Linked DNA regions of Homo sapiens: region 1 is linked to region 2. Evidence: read pairs that join two places in POLR2A ChIA-PET (ENCODE). Cell type or tissue: Caco-2. All regions are shown on one strand. Each heading gives the region's core, and the rest is flanking DNA. Links, peaks and the distances in the headings are about the cores only. Region 1 has its middle 36 kb from the start of TFAP2C. Region 2 overlaps LINC01716 (long intergenic non-protein coding RNA 1716).

What was found. Peaks named below come from ENCODE experiments on the same cell type or tissue, not always from the same donor. Only the 100,000 strongest peaks of a DNase experiment are listed, where the experiment ranks them.
Region 1: POLR2A ChIA-PET joins it to region 2 with 12 read pairs; 2 of 35 experiments call an interaction of 5 or more read pairs at or near these places.

What each region holds. Positions count from the first base shown.
Region 1 is chr20:56,660,846-56,669,175 of GRCh38, forward strand. It overlaps the pseudogene RNU6-1146P. Among named protein-coding and RNA genes, the nearest start is that of TFAP2C, 36 kb to the left of the region's middle. In Caco-2, for the core only: no CTCF peak of the experiment used is centred there; DNase peaks (open chromatin) are centred at 4,126 and 5,221.
Region 2 is chr20:56,582,248-56,590,577 of GRCh38, forward strand. All of the region lies in intron 4 of LINC01716 (long intergenic non-protein coding RNA 1716), which reads left to right. Among named protein-coding and RNA genes, the nearest start is that of LINC01716, 8.8 kb to the left of the region's middle. RefSeq lists an enhancer at 2,431-3,063. In Caco-2, for the core only: no CTCF peak of the experiment used is centred there; no DNase peak of the experiment used is centred there.

The DNA.
Region 1 (8,330 bases), core at 236-8,235, 79 kb after region 2:
TATTTTTGACAAAAGTACTGCAGGTAGGCCGGGCGTGGTGGCTCAAGCCTGTAATCCCAGCACTTTGGGAGGCTGAGGCGGGCGGATCACAAGGTCAGGAGATTGAGACCATCCTGGCTAACACGGTGAAACCCCATCTCTACTAAAAAATAAAAAAATACAAAAGATTAGCCCGGCATGCTAGTGCACACCTGTAATCCTAGCTACTCGGGAGGCTAAGGTGGAGAAATGCTTGAGCCCAGGAGGCGGAGGTTGCAGTGAGCTGAGATCGCGCCACTGCACTCCAGCCTGGGCGACAGAGTGAGACTCAGTCTCAAAAAAAAAAAAAGTACTGCAGGTAACATGCCTATTTCTACTTACAATATCTTTAAGGAGGCTAGACAATCACCCACTAAGAGGTTACCTCCGGGGCGGGAATGTGGGACTGAGACTGGGGGCAGAGGGTCATGGATGACAGGCAGGCTGACCTTTCACTTTGTCTCTTTTACTTTTTTAAATTAAATTTATTTTTTTTACATATTTTGAGATGGAGTCTCACTGTGTTGCCCAGGCTGGTCTCAAACTCCTGGGTTCAAGCAATCCTCCCACCTTGGCCTCCCAAAGTGCTGAGATGACACACGGGAGCCACCAGGCCGGGACTCACCGTGTATCATTTCATCCGCTTTGAAGGTTTTAATCGTGTGTGGTCAAAATGAAACCTGCTTTCAAACCTAGAGAAATCAGGTAGAGTTAAAACACTAAAAAATAACCATCAGTGCTATTACAAGAGAATCTACAGAAGAACAGAAAACATACCTGCATTATGTCATTTAATTCTCCCAGTAACCCTATGTTAGCCCATTTCACAGATGAGGCACTGGAGGCTTGGCCAGAGGTCAGCGAGTTGTCGAAGCTCATCCAGCTGGTATAGGGCAGAGTCAGCTTCAAGAGTAGACCTGGCTACTTCCAGGGGTCGTGTTTAAACAGTGAGCTCAATGCCAGCTATAAGCTATGATGCCTGCCATAAGCTATGGTGCCCTCGAATGGAAGAGCTTACATTCTTGAGCACTTGGCATGTGCCAGCCACTGTTATAGACATTTTTTTTTTTTCTGAGACAGAGTCGTGCTCTGTCACTCAGGCTGGAGTGCAGTGGCATGATCTTGGCTCACTGCAACCTGTGCCTTCTGGGTTCAAGCAATTCCCTGCCTCAGCCTCCCGAGTAGCTGGGATTACAGGTACCTGCCACCACACCTGGCTAATTTTTGTATTTTCAGTAGAGATGGGGGTTTCACCATCTTGGCCAGGCTGGTCTTGAACTCCTGACCTCGTGATCTGCCTGCCTCGGCCTCCCAAATGCTGGGATTACAGGTGTGAGCCACCGCGCCTGGCCGAATGAATCTTTTTAAGAAAAAAAAGTTTTTAAATTTATTTATTTTGTATTTATTAATTTTTTTAGTTGGAGTCTTTCTCTGTCACCCAGGCTGGGCGACAGAGCAAGACTCTGTCTCAAAAAACAAACAAACAAACAAAGAAACAAATGCAGCAAATGGCACCACGGAGAGGAGTGCGTTTCCCTCCCACACTTGCCCCCAGGCCACCCGCTTCCCTGGCTGGAGACAAACCTCATTATCAATTAGGTGTGTGCAAAGCTATTTTAGGCACATACACACAACTGCATGTATTTACTTTTTTAACCCAAATAGCGGCGTATGGTACACACCACCTGGCACCTCACTCTCTTCACTGGAGTTTTCACGTGGATGGCTCCTTTCCATTCAAATAGAGCTGACTTGTTTTGAAGGTGTCCTCGGCTGTGTGTCTGGAGGGTGACACACATATAACTCATCTTTTCCTTACAGGGTTTGTGATGTTTCTTGTCCCCTGCTGTTATAAAGGAGCTGCTGGGCTGGGCGCAGTGGCTCATGCCTGTAATCCCAACACTTTAGGAGGCTGAGATGGGTGGATAATTTGTGGTCAGGAGTTCAAGACCAGCCTGGCCAACATGGTGAAACCCCATCTGTGCTAAAAATACAAAAACTAGCCAGGCGTGGTGGCAGGCGCCTGTAATCCCAGCTACCTCGAGAGGCTGAGGCAGGAGAATTGCTTGAACCCAGGAGTGGGAGGTTGCAGCGAGCTGAGATTGCTCCACTGCACTCCAGCCTGGGAGACAGAGCGAGACTCTGTCTCATAAATAAATAAATAAATAAGCTGGTTGGGCATGGTGGCTCACACCTGTAATCCCAGCACTTTGGGAGGCAGAGGCAGGGAGATCACCTGAGGTCAGGAGTTCAACACCAGCCTGGCCAACATGGCAAAACCTTATCTCTATTAAAAAATACAGAAATTAGCCGGGTGTGGTGGCAGATGCCTGTAATCCCAACTACTCGGGAGGCTGAAGCAGGGGGAATTGCTTGAAACTGGCAGGCAGAGGTTGCAGTGAGCTGAGATTGCAACACTGCACTCCAGCATGGGTGACAGAGTGAAACTCCATCTCAATAAATAAATAAATAAATAAATAAATAAATAAATAAATAAATGGAGCTGCTTGCTCAGGTGGTTGGTTTCACAGAGTACCTTATGGATGGACCCCTAAAAGCCAAATTGCATTTCACTTTAGTGAATGAACCCCACTGTGTTGCCCTCATCCTGGGGCCCTGTTCACACCCTCGTGTGCATGAATGGGCCTGCTGGAAGTGCTGCTTTCTTTCTTTTTTTGAGACAGAGTCTGTTACCCAGACAAGAGTGGAGTGCAGTGGCTCAATCATAGCTCACTGCAGCCTCAACCACCCAGGCTCAAGTGATCCCCCCACCTCAGCCTCCCGAGTAGCTGGGACCACAGGCGTGCACCACCACGCCTAGCTAATTTTTTTATTTTTTATTTTTTTGTAGAGATGGGGTCTTGCTGTATTGCCCAGGCCGATCTTGACTTCCTGGGCTCAAGTGATCTGCCTAGCTCAGCCTCCCAAAGTGTTGGGATTATGGGCGTGCGCCACCGTGCCTGGTTGAGGTGCTGCTTTCCACGGGTGTTCAGGGAGTTCTCTCCAGGAGACAACACCTGGGCTGGTGGCTGAGCAGAGCCCTTGGTGCAGAGCTGGTGACAGAAGGGCTATCAAGGACAAGTTCAGGGAGCAGAAGGCCTGGAGGCTGGAGGAAGAGTAGACTGGGATGGGGCCGGAGGGAGTTGGAGTCTTCTGGGCCCTACAACGGGATTGAAATTCTACTCTTGATGTTGTAGGAAGCCATTGCAGAGTTACAAGCAGGGAGAGACATGACTGGCGTTCATATTCATTTATGTGTTATTTTTATTTCTGTGGAGATGGAGTCTCACTCTGTCACCTAGGCTGGAGTGCAGTGGTGCAATCTCGGCTCACTGCAACCTCTGTCTCCCGGGTTCAAGTGATTCTTGTGCCTCAGCCTCCCAAGTAGCTGGGATTACAGGCTCAGGTCACCATGCGCTGCTAATTTTTGTATTTTTAGTAGAGACGGGGTTTCGCCATGTTGGCCAGGCTGGTCTCAAACTCCTGATGTCAGGTGATCTGCCCACCTCGGTCTCCCAAAGTGCTAGGATTACAGGCGTGAGCCACCACGCCTGGCCATGGCTTTCATTTTAAAAAACCACTTTGCATGGAGAATGAACCACTGTGGGTAAGAGTGGAAGCCGGGAGCCTGGTAGGAAGCCACACAGGCGCTGAGGCAAGAGATGGTGGCTCATTGGCTGGTAGGAGCCATGATGGAGGGCCAGAAAGACCTGGGAAGTATTTTGAAGGCGGAGCTGACAGAACTTGCTGATGAGTTGGATGGGCTCAGGAGCAGGGTGAGGAATCAAGAGGGGATGATGTAAAACTCCCAGGATTGGGCCTCAGCAAAGTTTACCAAGTCAGAAAAGGCTCAATAAACCAGCTGTGTGCAAGTAAGACCATGCAGGGAGGCCTAGGGAAGGAAATTTCCATGGGAGATGCTCTTGGTGTCATTTAGATGGGTCCCAAGTTGTTCAGGCAGGGCCCTGTGGCTGGTGCTTCCCTGGAGCTGGCCTGTCTTGGAGCTCCAAAGCCTACGATGGATGGGTTTTATGGTGGCTCTGAAGACTGGGACCTCCACTTGCCCCTGACACACCAGGACAGGGGATGGGGGAAGCTGCATTCTGGGTGGGGCTGGCATTGTCTAGCTCACAATAAAAATTCCTCAAGTTAAAGTAATCAGAGGAGGTAGGACAGGGCTGTGCCCAAGGGTGAGGCTCATTAGAGCTTTATTGACTGTCAACATTGACAGGAACCTTGGAGGTCATTAGCCAAGCAGTTGATTTGGGGAAAAAAAAGTTTAAATGGCAAATTATGCCATTTAAATAATTATTTAAAAGGATTAACATAACAACAGATTTTATTTTGTTTTTTTTTTGAGACAGAGTCTCACTCTGTTGCCCAGGCTGGAGTGTAGTGGCACAGTCTTGGCTCACTGCAACCTCCACCTCCTGGGTTCAAATGATTCCCCTGCGTCAGCCTCTCGAGTAGCTGGGATTACAGGCATGCACCACCATGCCCAGCTAATTTTTATATTTTTAGTAGAGACGGGGTTTCACCATGTTGGTCAGGCTGGTCTCGAACTCCTGACCTCAGGTGATCCGCCCGCCTCAGCTTCCCAAAGTGCTAGGATTATAGGCGTGAACCACTTGCTCCCAGCCCAGATATTGTTTATTAAGCACTTAGTATGCACCAGGGTCCAGGCCAAATGTTTTACATCCATTATTACTTTTTTTTTTTTTGAGACCGAGTCTCACTCTGTCGCCCAGGCTGGAGTGCTGTGGCATGATCTCAGCTCACTATGACCTTTGCCTCTTGGGTTCAAGTGATTCTCCTGCCTCAGCCTCCCAAGTAGCTGGGATTACAAGTGCCTGCTACCATGTCTGGCTAATTTTTGTATTTTTAGTAGAGACGGGGTTTCATTGTGTTGGCCAGACTGGTCTCGAACTCCTGACCTCAAATTATCCGCCTGCCTCAGGCTCCCAAAGTGTTGGGATTACAGGCACGAGCCACCGTGCCCGACCATTATTACATTTTAATCCTCCAAATAGGCCTCCAGGGAAGTACTGTCATCATCTGTCTAGTAACTGCAGTTCAGGAGCCCCATGGTTCCCTAGCTGCGATGGGGTCCCAACGGCCGCCCTCTGACTCCTGGAAATGGAATTGGAGCCTCCAGGGAGAGTTTACAAAAATGAGACCCAACCAGAGGGAGTCACTTTGTGACCAAGATACTAAAGACAAATTAAGAATCTTGGGTATGCTGGGCGTGGTGGCTCACGCCTATAATCCCAGCACTTTGGGAGGCCGAGGTGGGTGGATCACGAGGTCAGGAGATTGACGCCATCCTGGCCAACATGGTGAAACCCCTTCTTTACTAAAAATACAAAAATTAGCTGGGCGTGGTGGTGCTTGCCTGTAATCCCAGCTCCTTGGGAGGCTGAGGCAGGAGAATCACTTGAACCCAGGAGGCGGAGGTTGCAGTGAGCTGAGATTATGCCGCTGCACTTTAGCCTGGTGTTAGAGCGAGACTCTGTCTCAAAAAAAAAAAAGGAAAGAATCTTAGACATGTCACTGACAGCCCAAGAGGGGCCTTAGTTGAACAGAACTAAGGCTTTTGTTCATCCCACACAGCATGTTGGCCCCCAGAGACACTGACCCCAGAAGCCCTTCCAGCAGCCCCACACAAGGGCTGGGTCTCCAGCTCTTGCCAAGTTAGATTAATATATTCTTAATTTTATCATTCTAAATCCTTTAAAAATTTTTCTTAATTTAATTTTTTTTTTTTTTTTTGAGACAGAGTCTCCCTCTGTTGCCTAGGCTGGAGTGCAGTGGCGTGAACTCAGCTCACTGCAACCTCTACCTCCAGGGCTCAGGTGATCCTCCCACCTTAGCCTCCCAAGTAGCTGGGACTACAGGTGTGCAATACCATGCCTGGCTAATTTTTTTGTAGAGATGGGCTTTCATCATGTTGCCCTGGGTGGTCTCAAACTCCTGGGCTCAAGCAATCCACCCACCTCGGCCTCCCAAAGTGCTGGGATTACAGGCATGAGCCACAGCACTTGGCCAGTATTCTGTTTTTGTTTTTGTTTGGAGGCAGAGTCTCACTCTGTCACCCAGGCTTGTGTGCAGTGGTGCGATCTCGGCTCACTGCAACCTCTGCCTCCTGGGTTCAAGTGATGCTCCTGCCTCAGCCTCCCGAATAACTGGGACTACAGGCATGCATCACCACATCCGGCTACTTTTTTTGTATTTTTTTGTAGAGATGGGGTTTCACCATGTTGGTCAGGCTGGTCTCGAACTCCTGACCTCAAATGATCCACCTGCCTCAGCCTCCTAAAGTGCTGGGAATACAGACGTGAGCCACTGCGCCTGGCCTCTGGCTAGTATTCTGCATTCTTGACAGTCTGATAGATGGAAAAATATCCCTATGGCAATGAATACACTTTAAAAACATACGGAATGTCGGTGGGCCACTCTTGCCCTCTCCCCAACTATCTTTAGTGGTGGGCTTCAGGCTCCGGGCACCCTCTATTTTGTTTCCTAGCATGAGTACATTCATGTAGTCATTGAACACCTCTTTAAACTCTGTGTTCGCTTCAGCAGCACATATACTAACATTGGAACAATAGAGATCAGTATGTTCCCTGTGCAAGGACGACATGCAAATTCATGAAGCGTTCCGTGTATTTTTAAAATTTAATATATTAAAAAAATTTAAAACTCAATAGAGTGTCTGTTGTGTGCCAGACACTGTTCTGGGTGCTGAGGACACAGCAGAAAGAGATTGGCCCTCAGGCGGTTCATCCTGGTGAGGACCCAGACAGCTCACACAACGGACGTGTAAAATGCACTGAGTGTTCCCAGGGTGAGAAGTGCTTTGGAGAAAAAATTAAAAGGGGCAGGAATGTGCATTTCTGGGGCTTCGGAAAGTTTCATGGAGGGGAGGGGAGGGGAGGGAGCAAGTGTAGAAGAAACAGAAGTCTAGGAAAAGGGTACAAAGTGCAAAGGCCTGGAGATGGGGACCGTGCCCAACAGATTGGAGGAACAGCTGGGATAGCTGAGGCTGCAAAGCAGGGACTAGGAGGGCTGTGGGACCTCATGGCCCCTGGGAAGAAGTCTGCCTTTTGCTCCAGATGAGGTGGGGACCTTTGAAGGTTGGGACAACAGGGATGAGACCTGACATTTTCACCAGGATCACTTTGGCTACTGTCTTGTACATTGACTGTAGGGGGTCAAGGTCAGAAACTCAAGACAGTTGGAGGCTAGAGAAATCATCAAACAAAAGATGGTGGTGAGTTGGTGTGCTGGGTTCAATAGTTTTTCTCCCAAATTTATGTCCACCTGGTATCTCAGAATGTGACCTTGTTTGGTCTTAGAGTCTTTGCAGATGTAGCTAAAGATCTCAAGATGAAATTATCCTGGACTTAGGACCCACCCTAAATGACTGATATCCTCATAAAAAGGGGAAGCCACAGAAAGATACACAGAGAGAGGGGATGTGAAGACAGAGCCAGAGATGGCAGTGATGCCCAGGAACTGGTGTTCCTGGCAGAAGCACCAGAAGCTGGAAGAAGCCAGGAAGGGCCCTCCCCCAGAGCCTTCAGAGGGAAAGCAGCCCCGCCCATACCTTTATTTCAGACCTCTAGCCTCCAGAACCCTGAGTGAAAAAGATTCTGTTGTTTTAAGCCATCAATTTTGGACAATTTGTTACAGCAGCCCCAGGAAATGAATACACTTGTGCCAACACAAGAGTAGAGGAGAAGGTGAAAATTGGTCCGTCAGAGTTGGGATATATTTTGTAGGTAAAGCCAAGAGGATTTGCTGAAAAATAGGAACAAGAGAACAAGAAGAGTCCAGGCTGGCTCCAGGGTTTTTGCTCTGGGCATCTGGCAGGCTGACTGGGTATCAGAAGGGCTGTTTGGGACTGGGCATGGTGGCTCACGCCTATAATCCCAGGACTTTGGGAAGCTGAGGCTAGAGTTTGAGCTCAGGAGTTCGAGACCAGCCTAGGCAACATAGGCTCTACAAATAATACAAAAATTAGCCAGGCATGGTGGTGAGCGCCTGTAGTCTCAGCTACTTGGGAGTCTCAGGTGGGAGGATCCCTTGAGCCCAGGAAGTCAAGGCTGCAGTGAGCCGTGATTGAGCCACTGCACTCCAGCCTGGGCAACAGAGTGACAGCCTGTCTCAAAAACAAAACACAAAAAGCAAACAACAATAACAAAAGAGCTGTTTATGAAAGAAGAGAACATGCTGCCCTTTGGATAAATTAAGTTGCCTGTGAGACATCTAAGTGGAAGCCAGCTGTGCATACATTTTGTTTGTTTGCTTAA
Region 2 (8,330 bases), core at 143-8,142:
TGCTATAAACAACCTCTCTGGCCGGGCGCGGTGGCTCACGCCTGTAATCCTAGCACTTTGGGAGGCTGAGGCAAGCGGATCACCTGAGGTCGGGAGTTTGAGACCAGCCTGACCAACATGGAGAAACCCTGTCTGTACTAAAAATACAAAATTAGCCAGACATGGTGGTCCATGCCTGTAATCCCAGCTACTCGGGAGGCTGAGGCAGGAGAATCACTTGAACCCAGGAGGCGGAGATTGCAGTGAGCCAAGATCACGCCATTGCACTCCAGCCTGGGCAACAGAGCAAAATTCCGTCTCAATAAAAAAAAAAAAGAACTTCCCTGAGACTGGATAATTTATAAAGGAAAGAGATTTAACTGACTCACAGTTCCACATGGCTTGGGATGCCTCAGGAAACTTACAAACATGGCAGAAGGGGAAGCAGACACATCCTACATGGCAGAAGGCGAGAGAGAGCGTGTGTGAAGGAGGAACTGTCAAACACTTAGAAAACCATCAGATCTCCTGAGAACAGCATGGGGGAAGCCACAGCCATGATCCAATTTCCTCCTCCCCTGACACGTGGGGATTACAAGTTTCTCCCTTCCCATGTGGGGATTACAATTTGAGATGAGATTTGGATGGGGACACAAAGTCAAACCATTTCACTCCCCATCTCATTTGTTTTTCTTTTGAGACTGAGTGTCACTCTGTCACCCAGGCTGGAGTGCAGTGGCGTGATCTTGGCTCACTGCAACCTCTGCCTTCTGGTGTCAAGCAATTCTCCTGCTTTAGTCTCCCAAGTAGCTGGGATTACAGGCATATGCCACCACATCTGGCTAATTTTTGTATTTTTAGTAGAGATGGGGCTTCACCATGTTGGTCAGGCTGGTCTCCAACTTCTGGGCTCATGTAACCCACCCACCTTAGCCTCCCAAAGTGCTGGGATTACAGGTGTGAGCCACCTCACCCAGCACCCATCTCATTTAGTGAGGCTAGATTCATCTTAGTACAATACCAGAGAGGAGAGAAACAAACACCATGGCCAGTATTGCTTAGGAACACAGTTCAAAAATACTACGTAAAGTATCATTAAGCCAAATGGAACTAAATATGGAGAACATATATTTTGTGTGCCCTCTGTGGAAGTCCCTGGGACAGGGTGGGGCAGCAACCTGGCAGGGAGCTGGTGCTCATATTGTCAGGGTGCCTGGGAGATCCAATGGCCCAGTAGTTGAGGAGATTTGCTGCACACAGGGTGACGGAGAAAATGAGTCAATATATGGAGGATTTCAGGGATCCAAGTTTCTTACTTTCTTTTTTTTTTTTAAGAGACAGAGTCTCACTCTGTTGCCCAGGCTAGAGTGTAGTGGCGCGATCTCAGCTCACTGCAAGCTCTGTCTCCTGAGTTCACGCCATTCTCCTGCCTCAGCCTCCTGAGTTGCTGGGACTACAGGTGCCCACCACCACGCCTGGCTAATTTTTTTTTTTTTTTGTATTTTTAGTAAAGACGGGGTTTCACCGTGTTAGCCAGGATGGTCTCGATCTCCTGACCTCGTGATCTGCCCGCCTTGGCCTCCCAAAGTGCTGGGATTACAGGCATAAGCCACCACATCCGGCTCAAGTTTCTTATTTTCAGAGAAAAAAAAAGTCCAATTATGGAAGGAGGAAATGCTAGAATGAATCCTGGGGAGCTTTTTGGAATGGGAAGAATTAATATGAATGTGTTTTTCCATATAAATATATAAAACAATCAATGTAAATGTGTACACACACACACCCATACCCCAGTAGTAATGAGCACACTTAGTAGTCAGATCTTTGTTTCTAAACACCACCTTCCACTAAAAGAAACCAGACCTTTGAGAGGTCAAGGCGGGATAATCCCTTGAAGCTAGAAATTTGAGACCAGCCTGACCAACATGGTGAAACCCCGTCTCTACCAAAAATACAAAAAAATTAGCTGGGCAAGGTGGCGGGCGCCTGTAATCTCAGCTACTCAGGAGGCTGAGGCAGGAGAATTGCTTGAACCCGGGAGGTGGAGGTTGCAGTGAGCCGAGATCGCACCACTGCACTCCAGCCTGGGCAACAGAACAAGACTCTGTCTCAAAAAAAAAAAAAAGAAAAAAGCCACTAGGTTTTGGGTAATTTGTTTACACAATAGATAACTAATGTGCGTGGAAATACAAGTGACCAAGGAATTGCTTATTGCTTTTTGTATGATCTTCATCTCTCCCACTGCTCATTCCGCATCATCCCCCGACTTTGGCCATCTGCACCCCAGTTGCCCTCAACCAAAGTCAAGCTCCACTCTCTAAGCTGGGCTTGTACTGTCGGGGTTCCCTTGCTGACGGCTCTCCTCATGAGACTCTGATTTTCCCCAAGACAGACCTTCCCCCTCCTTTTCCTTTATATGTTGAGCAGCAGGGTCCCTAGTGTTGGGCAAAGACCCTGGCAGACGGTGGGCGGTTAGGAATTGTCAGTGGGAGGAGTTATACCCAGTCATAATTGAGGACCCAGTGATGGTTGGATTTATGATGACTGCCAGGCACCGTGCTGAGTTCTGCAAACCCTAAATTCTAGACCAGGGGTTCTCAAAGTGCACTCCCCACCCGAGCAGCATCAGTATCCCAAAATTCCTGGGCCTCACCCCAGACCCACTGAATCAGAAACTCTAAGGGTTGATCCTAGCAATCCATGGCTTAACAATTTCTCTGGGTGGTTCTGGTCCACATTTACATTTGAGAGCCACCGTTTTGGAGTTTGAGAAGACAATGAATTAGGGCAAATGGGTCAATTCCCAGCAGAGAGAAGCAAGAATCTTTTCTGAGGCCCACACTGAATTCCAGCTCTTTCCTGGGCTGATGTTACCATTGTCCTTCATGGGGTGGGTCCACATTTCCAGTCGCCCACCTGGGGAGCTGGTGCAGCAGAGAATGTGCTTAAGGCTCAAATCCCAGCTTTTTTCCTGTTTTAAATCTCGGCTTTATTTACTTTTATTTCTCCAAGTGGGACTTCATGTGACTTATGGGGGAGCTATTTTGTTTGTTTGTTTGTTTGTTTGTTTTTTGAGACGGAGTCTCGCTCTGTCGCCCAGGCTGGAGTGCAGTGGTGCAATCTCGGTTCACTGCAAGCTCCGCCTCCTGGGTTCATGCCATTCTCCTGCCTCAGCCTCCCGAGTAGCTGGGACTACAGGCGCCTGCACCACACCTGGCTAATTTTTTTGTATTTTTAGTAGAGACAGGGTTTCACCGTGTTAGCCAGGATGGTCTCGATCTCCTGACCTGGTGATCCGCCTGCGTTGGCCTCCCAAAGTGCTGGGATTACAGGCGTGAGCCACGGCGCCCGGCCTGAATAAGTAAATTTAAAAAAAAAGAAAAAAAAAAGAGGCCGGGCGCGGCGGCTCACGCCTGTAATCCCAGCACTTTGGGAGGCGTAGGCAAGTGGATCACGAGGTCAGGAATTCAAGATCCGCCTGGCCAAGATGGTGAAACCCCGTCTCTACTAAAAATACAAAAAATTAGCCAGGCGTCGTCATGGGCTCCTGTAATCCCAGCTACTAGGGAGGCTCAGGCAGAGAACTGCTTGAACCCGGGAGCTGGAGGTTGCAGTCAGCCGAGATCGCGCCACTGCACTCCAGCCTGGCGACAGAGGGAGAGACTCTGTCTCAAAAAAAAAAAAAAAAAAAGAGCCAGGTGTTGGTGGCTCAGGCCTGTAATCCCAGCACTTGGGAGGCCGAGGTGGGTGGATCACCTGATGTCAGAAGTTCAAGACCAACCTGGTCAACATGGTAAAACTCTGTCTCTACTAATAATACAAAAATTAGCTGGGCATAGTAGTGAACACCTGTAATCCCAGTTACTTGGGAGGCTGAGGCAGGAGAATCACTTGGACCCAGGAGGTGGAGGTCACAATGAGCCGAGATCACTCCATTGCACTCCAGCCTGGGTGACAGAGAGAGACTCTGCCTCAAAAAATTAAATAAATAAATAAATATCTTATCTAGAGGCAGGGCTCTGTGTGTGTGTGTGTGTGTGTGTGTGTGTGTGTGTGAGAAGGAGGAAGGGACATAGGCCAGGCACGATGGCTTACGCCTGTAATCCCAGCACTTTGGGAGTCCAAGGCAGACGGATCACCTGAGGTCAGGAGTTCAAGATCAGCCTGGCCAACATGGTGAAACCCTGTCTCCACTAAAAAATTAGCTGAGTGTGGTAGCATGTGCCTGTAATCGCAGCTACTCGGGAGGCTGGGCAGGAGAATCACTTGAACCTGGGAAGCAGAGGTTGCAGTGTGTGAGATGGGGCCATTGCACTCCAGCCTGGGCGACAGAGCAAGGCTCTGTCTGAAAAAAAAAAAAAAAAAAAAAAAAAAAAAAGGAGTGGGGGGCGGGGGACAGAGAGAGGCAGGCTACTTTATAGAATTCCCTTTCTCTGTCAGGTGTTTGGAGCTCATTTTTCATTTTATTTTATTTACTTATTTATTTATTTTTGAGATGGAGTCTTGCTCTTGTTGCTCAGGCTGGAGTACAATGATGCGATCTCAGCTCACTGGAACTTCCACCTCCTGGGTTCAAGTGATTCTCCTGCTCCAGCCTCTGGAGTGGCTGGGATTACAGACGTGCGCCGCCACCCCCGGCTAATTGTTTTGTATTTTTGGTAGAGATGGGGTTTCACCATGTTGGCCAGGCTGGTCTCAAACTCCTGACATCAGGTGATTCACCCACCTCAGCCTCCCAAAGTGCTGGGATTACAGGTGTGAGCCACTGTGCCCAGGCTGTTTTTTATTTTATTTTATTATTATTGTTTTTTTGAGAAGGAGTTTTGTTCCTGTGGCATGATCTCAGCTCACTGCAATCTCCGCCTCCCGGGTTCAAGTGATTCTCTTGCCTCAGCCTACTGAGTAACTGGGATTACAGGCATGTGCCACCACGCCTAGCTAATTGTTTGTATTTTTAGTAGAGATGGGGTTTCATCTTGTTGGCCAGGCTGGCCTTGAACTCCTCACCTCAGGTGATCCGCCTCGGCCTCCCAAAGTGCAGGGATTACAGGTGTGAGCCACTGCGCCCGGCTGGTCTTTAGAGCTTATTTTCAAGCCCATCACAAAGTCCACTCCTCCTCACCACCCCATGAACTTTCTCGTTGTTCTTGCTGCTATCTAGAGTGCCATTCCTGTCTTTCTCCTTCTCCTAGAAGTTTTATGCAATCCATAGAACAATGCAGAAGTGACGGGGGGTTGGGGGAGGATTAGGAGGAGGAGGAGGAGGAGGAGGAAGGGAGAATGAACTGCTCCCAGTTCTCTGGCATGTATCCTGCCCCTTGCTTCATGCTCATGAAAAACATTTTATAGCATATTTACAGCTGCTTAGATGTAGGTGCAATGTATCCATGGAAATAATCCTTGCAGGATATACAATTTATTGTGTAAGTTAAGGAATAAAATGTCAGAAGGATGAATTATGTGCCCAGTGACATATAGCAACGGCATGGCTGAGATTAGCCTGGTTATCCCAATCACTCCTGCTCTTTCCCAAAAAAATGAGTGAGGAATGTGCCCCAGCTCCTCCATGTCTAACCTCCGTGCTGAGATGTGCTGAGCACCTACTATGTGCCAGGCACCGCACTGAGCTCTTTATACAATTAGATCTCATTGTTTCACCACCACATTGCAAGGCAGTTACTGTATCATCCTGATTCTATAAATGGAAACAGTAAAGCTCAGAGAGATACTTTAATAACTCAACCATTGTTACCCAGCCTGGGTGTGGCAGGGAAGCGATCTGAACCCAGGTAACCTAGCTTCGAGACTGTGGGCTTCACCACTGCTTTCTATTGGCAACCTTCAGATAGTTTCTTTCTCTTGAATATTTAGTATATTCGTTTCTATTGCTGCTTCAACAAATAAGCACAAACAACACAGATTTATTCTCTTACATTTCTAGAAGGCAGAGGTTTAAAATGGATTGGTGGGACCGGGCGCCTGTAATCCCAGCACTTTGGGAGGCTGAGGCGGGCGGATCACGAGGTCAGGAGATGGAGACCATCCTGGCCAACATGGTGAAACCCAGTCTCTACTAAAATAAAAAACTTAGCTGGGCATGATGGCACGCGCCTGTAGTCCCAGCTACTTGGGAGGCTGAGGCAGGGGAATTGCTTGAACCTGGGAGGCGGAGGTTACAGTGAGCTGAGATCATGCCACTGCACTCCAGCCTAGCAACAGAGCAAGACTCCATCTCAAAAGAAAAAAAAAAAGGATTGGTGGGACTATATTCCTTCTGGGGTGTTAGAGCAGGATCCATTTCCTTGCCATTTCCAGCTTTTTTTTTTGTATTTTTAGTAGAGACGGGGTTTTACCTTGTTAGCCAGGATGGTCTGGATCTCCTGACCTCGTGATCCGCCCGCCTCAGCCTCCCAAAGTGCTGGGATTACAGGCGTGAGCCACCATGCCCGGCCCCATTTCCAGCTTTTAAAAGCCGCCTGCATTCCTTGGCTCCTGGTGGTCACCTCCATCTTTCCAGACATCACTCCAGCCTCTGCTTCCATCTTCAGCTCTCCTCCTCTGACTCAGATCCTCCTGCCTCTCCCTTCTGGAAGGCGCCCTGTGATTACCTTGGGCCTGCCCAGATAATCTGGGATAATCTTTCTATCTCAAGATCCTTAATTTACTCCTATCTGTAAGATCCCTTCGCCATGTTAGGTAATATATCCATAGGTTGCAGGGATTTGGATGTGGACAGCTTTTGGGGGCTATTATTGGTTCTACCACATTTGGCTGTTTCTATTTTGTAGACTAATAACAAAAAACATTTTTGAATGCCTTCATAGACTTTAATTCCATTAGCTTAATTCCACCTGAAAAACCTGTTGATCGAGCAAAACTAGGTTATTTGGACTTCCTGCAGTAAAGGAGAACACCGTCAACAGATTCAAATTAGGGAAATTAGGGAATGGTATTTATGGGTTTTTAGGGCCCTGGCTGGGTGATGTTAAAGCAAGTCTTGCAAGGCAGGAAACTGGTTGCGATTGGGGAGTTTCTGACATAAGAGCTTTGGAATGGTGGGCCCAGGAAGACAGGGTTTTGAACTCACATCTGATGCATAATCTTATCTTCCAGAGCAGGTATTTTTTTGGAGCAAGAAGTGAAGTGACTTTTGCCTGTCTTGATATTGCTTAACCCAAGGATTATGTTGGTTTTAGCCCTTGCTAATTACAATAATAGTATTTTTTTGAGACTGAGTCTCACTCTGTCACCACGCTGGAGTGCAGTGGTGCGATCTCGGCTCACTGTAACCTCCGACTCCCTGGTTCCAGTGATTCTCCTGCCTCAGCCTCCCAAGTAGCTAGGATTACAGGCACATGCCACCATGCCCAGCTAATTTTTTGTATTTTTAGTAGAGATGGGGTTTCACCATGTTGGACAGGATGGTCTCGATCTCCTGACCTTGTGATGCACCTGCTTTGGCCTACCAAAATGCTGGGATTACAAGCGTGAGCCACCATGCCAGGCCATAATTTCCATTTTTTAGAGCACCTCCTACAGGCCAGGCAATTTTGAATACATTTTGACAATTACAACAACCCTACAAGGCAGGTATTTCAACTTAATCTCAGTATGGCGCAATAACTCCCCTCTTGGATTTTGGAGTCAAAAAGTCTTGGATAAAAATCCGGGCTCCTCCACCTACCTGCCAGGTGAATAGGCAGGTAAGTTCTCTGGGTGAGTCTCCATGTCTTCATCTGTAAAATCAGGATAATGCTTCCCACTTCGAGTGTGTAGGAGTGTGCACACTGTGTGCCCACATGAGTAAGGGGACCATGCTTCCCTGTCATTGTTTTTGTTTTGTTTTGCTTTAAGACAGAGTCTTGCTCTATCGCCAGACTGGAGTGCAGTGGCGCAATCTCAGCTCACTGCAACCTCTGCCTCTCAGGTTCAAGCGATTCTCCTGCCTTAGCCTGTCTAGTGGCTGGGATTACAGGTGCATGCCACCAGGCCCAGTTAATTTTTTATTTTTATTTTTTTTGAGACAGAGTTTCGCGCTGTTGCCAGGTTGGAGTGCAGTGGTGCGAACTTGGCTCACTGCAACCTCGGCCTCCCGAGTTCAAGTGATTCTCCTGCCTCAGCCTCCCGAGTAGTTGGGACTACAGGCACACGCCATCACGCCCAGCTAATTTTTGTATTTTTAGTAGAGATGGGGTTTCACCATGTTGGCCAGGATGGTCTCGAGCTCTTGACCTCATGATCTGCCTGCCTCAGCCTCCTAAAGTGCTGAGATTACAGGCATGAGCGACTGCACGAGGCCATTTTTTTTTTTTTTTGTATCTTTACTAGAGACGGGGTTTCACCATGTTGGC